2 separate regions of the Mus musculus genome follow, and region 2 is linked to region 1. A link is a loop called in an ENCODE intact Hi-C map of the cell type or tissue named here. Cell type or tissue: left cerebral cortex. All regions are shown on one strand.

The links. Peaks named below come from ENCODE experiments on the same cell type or tissue, not always from the same donor. Only the 100,000 strongest peaks of a DNase experiment are listed, where the experiment ranks them.
Region 2: it touches region 1 in a loop (2.1-fold over the local background); 1 of 42 quality-filtered maps calls a loop at or near these places.

The regions. Positions count from the first base shown.
Region 1 is chr10:69,703,675-69,708,674 of GRCm38, reverse strand. The region is part of intron 1 of Ank3 (ankyrin 3, epithelial); the gene reads right to left. Among named protein-coding and RNA genes, the nearest start is that of Gm33464, 140 kb to the right of the region's middle. In left cerebral cortex, no CTCF peak of the experiment used is centred here; DNase peaks (open chromatin) are centred at 565, 1,178, 2,173, 2,523 and 1 more place; H3K4me3 peaks cover 2,944 bases; H3K27ac peaks cover 3,795 bases.
Region 2 is chr10:69,772,603-69,777,602 of GRCm38, reverse strand. All of the region lies in intron 1 of Ank3 (ankyrin 3, epithelial), which reads right to left. Among named protein-coding and RNA genes, the nearest start is that of Gm33416, 91 kb to the left of the region's middle. In left cerebral cortex, a CTCF peak has its summit at 2,184; DNase peaks (open chromatin) are centred at 154 and 4,573; H3K27ac peaks cover 185 bases.

The DNA.
Region 1 (5,000 bases):
AGCGTCCTGAGAACAATGTATCTACATCAGCTTGCCTGTCCACAATGGCGATATTGATATTGCGCTATGTGGCCCTCCAGTTGCTAAGAGATTTACATTGGGCAGATTGTCACACTTCTAGCAAAGCATTCTGGTCCACGAAGCTTTTGCTCCAGCTCAGTGAGTCCTGAAGCAACTCTACCTCACCCTTCCCCCGTGTGGCTTCCTAGTCACACAGGGGACCAGATCAGCCATTGTGCTACATAGGTCCTGCCGTCAACCTTCAGGGTGACACTGAACCTTTATTTTTAAAAAAAGACGCTGTACCTCGGTGTCATGAAAGGCCATTTAGCATCAGGGAGTGGAGGCAGGGCTATTTGGCAAGAGGCCATCCATACTGACCTTCTCCTAGCCGAACCCCATAGAATAAAGCAAGACTAGAGCCTCACAAACCACGGTCATCTCCCAACTCTGCTATATGAGGTTTTGAAACGAACCAGCACAGAATTCCTTACCCCAAGTTTGTACTTCCATGAAAGCAGAGCCAAGGAGTTTATTTACACCAACACCCAAGGGAAATTGTGCAAATGTAACATCTTGCCGCAAAACCACCGCAGCCCTCCAAATCCTATCTCCTACAGGCTGTTCCCTCTCAAAAGGCAGAAGACCTACTCCTAACCCCAGCCAGATCGCCATCTCTCCCTTGAAGAGAGGATGGATGGAATTTGCCTGTCATTTGCAAAGCAGACAGATCAAGGCAGAGAACTATAGAGAAACCTCCTTTTCCTTAGGGTTTTCACACAAAGACACACCAAAATGCTTTATGACTGGCTTCTATATTCAGATCACTGGGTTTTGGTCAAATTTTATTAATTGCCATGCAGGGAAAGTCCTTTGGAGCATCACAGAGCAGCCAGTACCCAGGAGTCATCTTAAAGGACAAAGCTATCAAATAGTAAGAAATCTTTAGCTGCAATGAAATATACCACTGGCCCAGAATCTCTCTCCTGTGTCTCCCTCTCCCATAGTCCTAGACATCAGAAGGGGGTATACAATGCCCCATCAGGGCTTTGATCTCAGGCCATCAGTGATAAAGGCTGCAGGGCTCTCTCCTCCACCCCCATGTCACAGGAATTCCTGCATTTAGGATCACTCTCACCCAGCAGGTAAGACTCAAACCTCTGATTTCAGTTCTATTTAACCACACACAAAAAAGTTATTTCTAGTAGCTCATTTCCATGGCAGAACCCCAGCTGAAAAAAAAAAATGCCTCCTAGAGATAAGAGGCCCAAGGACAGCAAGAAGGCAGAACAGGAGCCAGCTTGAGGTCACAAAGCGGCCCAAGACAGGCACACATGTGACACACTTCCAACACAAAGCTCCTTTTCCCGCACAAGGGACCTCTAAGAAGTACAAAGGCCGGCTCTCCCACAAACACAAGTCACCTGCAGTCGATTTAACCTTGACCCAGCTGCAAAGAAAGTAACTTTAACTCCTTGACAACACCCTTGTGTGTTGTACAAACGTGCCGGAGCCTCTGAAAAGTGAGGCGCACCTTCTGCAGAGCCCTGCAATCATAACCCCCCCAGCCCCCTCAGAGAAAGGCATCCCTGGCCCAAGCCCAGCCTGTGACCATGCTTCACCCATAGCCCCCCACCTCTACTCCCAATTTACGCTCTATGCTGCACGTGAAAAGATCTCTCCATGCTTGCCACAGATGTCAAAGGAGATCCACACACAAAGATGAGAGGCCATGGCACACATAGCTACCTTTTTCTTGCGATCCCGGGACCGTTTGCGGTGTTTCCTTTTTTTCTCAGTCTCTTCTTCCGCATTGATTTCTAAATCCCTGTTTTTCTTTAACTGGGAGGCGGCATGAGCCATAATGCATTTGAAAAAGACCCTGTCTCAAGCAGCGCGCAGAGCTTTCTCTGAGAAAGGTGATCTCCTTGGGTACCTCTAATCAGGCATAGAGCAGCATAGCCCTCGCAGGAGAGAAGCCTGAGCAGAAAGGCATCCAAGAGGCAGAGAGGCAGAGATGCTGGGGAAACTGCAGCTTTCAAAACCCACCACAGCAGGGGCCAGATCTCATCCTACACCTTGCTGAGCCTTCCCCTCTGGAGGAGAGCACAGCCATCCTGGTGCAGAGGCTGTAGTGGAGGCAGCTGGGACCGGAGGAGCTGTGTTATGGCCGCATCCCCTGCCACTAGCTGGAAGTGTCTAAGTGGTTCCTCCAAAGGGGGAATGCTGCAAAGGGTGGCTCTTGTAAAGGAGAAAGATCCGGAGTCACCCCACATGCGGCAGCCGAGAAGCCAGCACTAATCCTGAAGAAACGGCTTCAGAATCCTCCACAAAAAGAGAGAGAGAGAGAGACAGAGAGAGAGAGAGAGAGAGAGAGAGAGAGAGAGAGAGAGAGAGCTGCAATTTATCCATCAGCCTAGATCCGCACCGAGCGAAAATTAACCCTTCAGAGAACGGAGCAGCTTGAGTTCAACTGCTGATGGTGGCGAAATATATAAAATAAATCAGCCACGTTTTCCCAGGGAGATGCTGAGCGAATTTTCAGGCAAACAATGCATGCACTGCTGCTCTCAACAGGGCATCCATTATGCCCAGTTAGTCCTGATGCATTCTGTGGGGAGGAGTACAGAAGGGTCTGTTGTCTTTTTAAAACAACATGCTCATGACAACACACTATCCAGAACGGCGTGAGCCCACTGCTGGGAGGGACAGATGTTCGATTCAGAGGTTCCCCAAGACTCTCTCCTCTACTGCCCTGTGAGGGGCAGAGAGCAGGGGTGGGGGGCTGTCATCAGTGTTTCCTGGTGGCTTTCATGCTAGGGCTGTAGTAGTAGGACCTGAGTCCTTGGTGACTGCAGCCTCTGAATATTCATTGTGAGAAGTGAGGCAAGAAGGCTCAGAGACACTGGGGTCTTCTGAGCGTGCACTGGAAGAGATCTCCTAAATAGGGAATGAAACACACACACATACACTCACACACATACATACACATACACACACTGACACACACACATAGACACACTCAAACACACACACATATACACACACAAACATATACATATACACACTGACACACACACATAGACACACTCAAACACTCAGGCACTCACCCACACTGACACAAACATACATACATATATATTCACACTCACACACTGACACACATACAGACACACTCACAGACATACACCTGCATGTGCACACATACACATAGACACACTCAAACACTCAGGCACTCACATATACTGACACACACACACACACACACACACACACACACACACACACCAGCACTGACATTAACAGTTTTTGCAATAAACACCTGAAATGCTAGACTGGGCCCAAAGCCTGTGGGCTCAAGTTAAGACATCTCTGTATCATCAAGAAAGTAAGGGGAATAGAAAGAGGCTCCCTAGTGCGGTCTGAGCACAGCAGGCCTTAGCTTGGAAGGTGGATACACTGGGCTTTGAGGAGGAAGCTCTCTGAGCTGTACAATAGATGGATCATTAAGCCCACGGCATTGTGGGGCTTGGGTTGGGGTTCCACATAGCTGTTTCTCACCTGGTTTACACCAAGAGCACTGAGTGGAACTCCTTGCAGCAGCACCCACAGACTGTTGTGCTAGAGATATCAAAGGTCCCTCTCTTCCATGGAAGGTCCTCTAGACATCACCAGGCAGGTTCCAGGACCTGGAAGATGCAGGACCCACAGCCCAATAGTCTTATTAGAAGTAGATGGCACATGCCGCTGAGGTCAAATGAGAAGCACCCTGGTCACACAGTAGATGAGGGCCTGCTATGCACACATATTCACACAAGCTTGATTTCCACTGAAGTATCTTCACAACGAAGGCATTTCAGGTATGGGGAAACGGCGTATCATAAAAACCTGCCTATGGTCTCCAGAACCCACACTGGATACAAAGTAGATAGGTGTGATGGCTCACACTTGTAATCCAAGTTGGGGAGGTAGAGACAGCAAACCCCAGGGGTTCAGTGGCGAGCCCCCTCAGTGTACTTGGTCAGTTCCAGGCCAATGAGACACACTGCCTTTAAAAAGGCAGTGATACCTAAGATGTGTGTGTGTGTGCACACGCGTGAGTGCATGCGTGCTGGTGTGCATATCCACGCATTGTCCACATGCAAACACACAAATACACATGCACATCCACATACAGAGTTTCTATATTCTATATTGCCTATCAGACTATCTTACCTAGCAAGAAGCAGACAAAGGCCGAGAAGGTACAGAGTTAATTCTAACTCAAATTCAATAGCAGACGAGCCCTAATTGGGTTGGTGGGAAACATTAGTGGCTTTAGGTTTCCCACCAGGACTCTGTCCTCCACAAAACGTAAGTGGGGCAGAGGAAAGGATAACGTGAAAATTTTGTGTGGCATCATTCTAAGTCCTATACTTTTCAGGAATATTCACACAGTTTCAGCCAGCTGAAGAGGGCAGCCAGCTACAAAACTGGCTACTCTCCCTCTGGCTTCCGGATCTGTTTTCCTCCCTGTATAGACACTAATGATAACTTTTAAAGTGTGGCATATTTATACGTACCCTTGATCAAGGTAACTTTTCCAAGGGAGGCTGGCAAAGCAATAATATACCAACATTGATCTCCACCAGTAACAGAGAATAAGCTGGGGCACTCCCCAGTAGGGGAATCCATTGCTTCTCCAAAATGACCAGAAGCTGAGTCTGTAGTATGACGTTTATGACCCAGTAATGAGGAAAATTCTATTGGCTACTTACTTATATAAGTAAGTCAGGAGCTCATCAAAAATAAAATCTTAGGCACAAGCTAGTAGAGGTTTTTTTTTTTTTAAGATTTAGTTATTTATTTTACATATATGAATACACCGTAATTTTACAGATGGTTGTGAGCCATGTGGTTGTGAGAGTTCTCTGAGCAACCTCTGCTCACTCAGGGCCCACTCACTCTGGCCCAAAGATTTATTATGATACGTAAGTACACTGTAGCTGTCATTAGACACA
Region 2 (5,000 bases), 69 kb before region 1:
GGTGGTTCCTCCATAGCAGCTCAGATGAGGGGCACTCCTGAGGATCCATTAGAGGTGTCTGTTACATTGAACAGAAGAGGACAAAGTACATCCTGTTGGGCAACGGCCCTTGCTTCCAGGATGCTGGCGGCAACATCACCGAAGCTTCATCGGGGTCAAGACATCACTTGAAGACATACTCTCAAGAGAACGGAGGTTCTGAGTCACAGTTGCAGGAAGCCAGTGACTTCTGAGCAACATATGAGTCACAGGAAAAGGAGTAAGCATGGCCAGTTAACAGCCACAGGAGTGGGTCCTGAAAGCATTAACAGGGATGAGAGGCTAATGAGCCTCCTGTTAGTCAGGAGGATAACTGTGTGGAGTAAGGAGCAAGTGCTGACTTGGCTCCATCACTCTGTCTTCATTGCCCGGGAGCAGAGCGCACCCGGAAGTTAACCTGCTCCACCCACTCTGGGATCCATTCATTTTCTCCTAACCGCTGCCATCCTGTCACTACATCCCGCTGCCTTCAGGTTCTTTTCCTGACCTTGAATCTTCTTCCCCAGTAACCAGCACTCGCAGAAACTGTCTTCTCTTCCAGTTTATAATCAGTCCCCCAATGTGTGTGCTGTTTACAGGAAGGATTTCTCAAGGACTTCCCTGACCAATATAGATGTAGATACTCAAAACCAACTATCAGACTGAGCCTGGAAGCCCCAATGGAAGAGCAAGGAGAAGGGGCTGAAGGAGCTGAAGGGGATTGCAACCCCATAGGAAGGACAATTATTAGCTAACTGGACCACCCAGAGCTTCCAGGGACTAAACCACCAACCAAAGAGTACACATGGCTGGACTCATGGCTCCAGATACATATGTAGCAGAGGATGGCCTTATCTGACATCAGTGGGAGGGGAGGCCCTTGGTCCTGTGGAGGTTTGATGCCCCAGCGTAGAGAATTGCTAGAGCGGTGAGGTGGGAGTGGGTGTGTGGGTGGGCAAGCATTCTTATAGAGGCAAAGGAGAGGGGGGAGAGGAGGGATGGGATGGGAGTTTGTAGAGGGGTAACTGGGAAGAAGGATATCATTTGAAATGTAAAATGATTAATTAAAAAAAAAAGAGAAGTCTCAGCTGAGACCAAAGAATCAATGGTATAACAGGTGACATTGGACAAAATTTATAAACCATCTTTGATTGATCAGAGGGTCTCAGATGTCAAGGAGTCTCCCTCTACCTCTGTGTGGGGGGGATGAGAGAGAGAGAGAGGAGAAGGAGAGAGAGAGAGAGAGCGGGGGAGAGGGATGGGGAGAGAGACTAAAGTTTCCAGCGAGATTTGCGCTTATTTCATCGTCTGACTCTCTTTCCCTTTTTGCAGAACCTCTATCTGGGGTGGTACATATCTCAGTTACCTTAGTGTCTGCCTGCTTTAGAATGAGTTCCTCTAAAGCCAGGTTTCTGTTAGTTACAGGATTGTCTCTTGCATCTAGAACAGTGTTCAATATGCTGTGAATACTTTTTGAGTGGCTGACCGAATGAATAAGTAACACTTTCTACAGAAGATTCTAATTAGGATGCTTGCAGAGAACCAAGTTTAACAGTCCCAGATTTTAAATGACATCCCTTCTGTCAACTGGCACCTACTTACCATGTCTAATATAAACAAAATTTTTATAATATCAGTGATATTAACTGGATACTAATAATATGTTCTGGTCACTAGGATAAGCACGTTATATCTTTTCTCTACTTAGTTTTAATAATATTATAGCAATTTACTGTTGCTCATTTTACAAGCAAACTGCCCAAGGTCTTGTTACTACACCATTGTGCTATCCTAAGATAACCTACCAAACATTAACCCTAGCAGACATTGACTACATTTTCCCTTAAAGTGGCATTCTGTCAATTGTATTATGTAAATAGAGCTAGGTCTGGTCCAGCCCTTGCATGCCGATGGGGGCTCATTCCTGAGACCATACATCCAAAAGCAAACCATCAGTTCCTGGAAAAACCATGGACCTATCACATGGCTACAAAACCATAGGAGATCCTCTGGACTGAAAACCCAAGTCCTTCTCTTCAGGGGCCAAGAACATTTTATATAGAAGAGTAGACCTGCTGACTGGAGGACTGGGAGATGTCTGAGGTGGCTGGAGTCCACTTATAAAGGTGACAAGGACAAGAAGATAGCTCCCCTTCAGGAGAAGGGTAAAACTACCCTTCTCCATAAAAAAACAAACAAACAAAAAGATCAAAACAAAACAAAATCTGTTGCTAACTCATTAGAAAATGGTCAATGTTCTAGGAAGAACAGGCCTAAGGGAATACAACAGGGCTTCCGGCCAGAGGCTGGGGTCAACATCAACATGACTTGAAAGCTAAAGGTTTCCCAGCCAGTTACAGATGGGGGGACACTGACAGAATTCACCTGTAAGGAATTTCTGAATTAGCGAAGAGGTTTCTGGTTAACAACAACCATTTTGTTTGTTTGTTTGTTTGTTTGTTTGTTTGAGACAGGATTTCTCTGTATAGCCCTGGCTATCCTGGAACTCACTTTATAGACCAGGCTGGCCTCGAACTCAGAAATCCACCTGCTTCTGCCTCCCGAGTGCTGGGATTAAAGGCGTGTGGCACCACCACCCAGCTAACAACCATTTTCTACCCTGCCCTTATCTCCTGTGTGGCTTACAGCTATACAGTATGCTAGGGGTTTGGGAGAAGATTTCAGAGTTCCTCAGGACAGGAATGGGGTACAAGATAAGTGCACAAAAAATTAACAGTAGTAGGGAGATATCTATCTATGATCTATCTATAATCTATCAATCTATGTGTCTATGTATGTATGTATCACCTACCTATTATCTTTCATTATCTATTATCTACCTATTGATATCTATCTATCTATCTATCTATCTATCTATCTATCTATCTATCTATCGTGTATGTTGGCATCAGGACTTCCCAAACTATGACATCACATAGGTGACAGCGCAACCTACAGACCTGTTACCAAGACAACAGCTACCATATTTCCAGAATCCACTTGGCTCACCTCTCACCTTTACTTGCATTATGTCATTTTCCATATAAATAAGGGGAACACCCCTCCCTCTCTCTTTTCCCTCTCCTCTTTCTACCACAACCTACCTCTCTCTCTCTCTCTCTCTCTCTCTCTCTCTCTCTCTCTCTCTCTCTCTCTTCCCCCACCCCCAATAAACCTCTCACACGTGGAACTGCTTGGGCTCAGTGTGCTTGCTATGTTCAGATGGGAGCTGAGATTTTAACACATCAGTCTATCTATAATCTATCTACATCTATCTACTGATCATCTATCATCTATCTCTCTATCATCTATCTACTAGTCATCTATCATCTCTATCTCTATCTCTCTATCATCTATTTACTGATCATCTATCTATCACCTATCATTTATCTATTGATCATCTATCTATCTATCAATCATCTATCTATTATCATTACCATTATTACTATTTTTCTTTGAGATGGGGCGTTATCAGGTAGCCCTGTGTAGACCCTTGAACTGATGACCGGGTAATAAGCCCGCCTCTGCCTAAGTGTAGACATTGTTGTACCCACTCCAGAGTGTTTTGTCTGATAAACAGAATGGACTCCCAGCTTCATATGTTTGGTTTGGGTTCGTTTTTATTTTTTGAGACAGGCTGCTACTCTTCATCCCACTAACAACGTCAAGCCTATAATTTCTCCTGTCTCAGCTTCTCAGATGCTTATCACTCTAGGTACAGCCAGCTTTGGCAACGTTTTTATAATAATTCCCTGCTTAATGTTTTATTTAAATCTTCCTTGAAAGTGTTTTCATGCTCTGTGATTTAAAATCTACCTGTCTGTCTGTATATCTATCTATGTATCTATATTTTTTTATTGGAGATACAAAAATGAATGCAGAGGCAGAACACTAAGTGTATCTCAAGGAGTGTTAGCCTAAAGAAAGGCCAGGGCACCAGTCCTGTTAGAGTGGCCATGTTGCCATGATTCCAAGCACATATCAAATAAGTAAAATGAGATTCTCGGATAGCTGTAATACAGTTAAAATCACAGTTACAGATGAAACATTTATTTATTTAAAAAAATCTAAAGTCCAATAACTCAAATGTAAATGATCCAGAAAATAGTCTATTTCTTCCTCCAGTCACACTGAAGAAAACATCTGGAAATTTTAATTTGGAGATTCAGTTGCTACGATTTAATTATTTCCCACAGAGTTTTGGAAGGCTTAAAAAGAAAACCAACGTATCCCTGCCCTTTCTCCATCACCTCCTGAAGTTTAAGCTATACGTAGATATTTTCCAGGGCATTCGGGGAGCAGCCCCTTTTTCTTACCTTCACTAACTAACAGGGTTAAGAATTTGATTCTGTGATAGTGTTAAATGTCAACTTGCCAGACTCTAGGACCGGGTGGGACGTGCCTGTGAGGCTTTAGCTCGCCTCTGCGAATGTCTGTGAGGGATCATCCTGATTACGTTAACTGAGTACTGTGGGCAGGAGATCCTGGATGTTACAGAACCGAGAAGGAAAGCTAAGCTGCGCATGCGTGCATCACTATCCGTGTTCTCATTCTGGATGTAATGTGGTGCTGCTTTAAGCTCCTGCTATTTTGACTTTCCAGCCTTGAAGGACTACACTCCCAAACTGTGAGCTGTAACAAACCCTTTCTCCCTTAAGTTATGTTGAGGTAATTATCAAAAACACAAAATCAATCCACGCTATCTCCGGCTACTCTCCAGCCGCGGTGGTCTCTCTGCTTCCATGTCTATCCCATGCCGCAGTCCGCTCACTTAACTATTGAGCTGTTTCTCTGGCTCCCTCCATGTGTGTCACATATATCTATGTCATAGTTGAGCTGTGCCTGCCTATTTGTGCGCTGTTTATTATACGGATTAGAATTCCCCAATGATAAGGTCACATTCCATCTTTGTCCACATGTGAACCTCTGCTGACTACTTCACGGTGCAAACTCAACACACTAGCTGACTTTCTTCAGTCAAT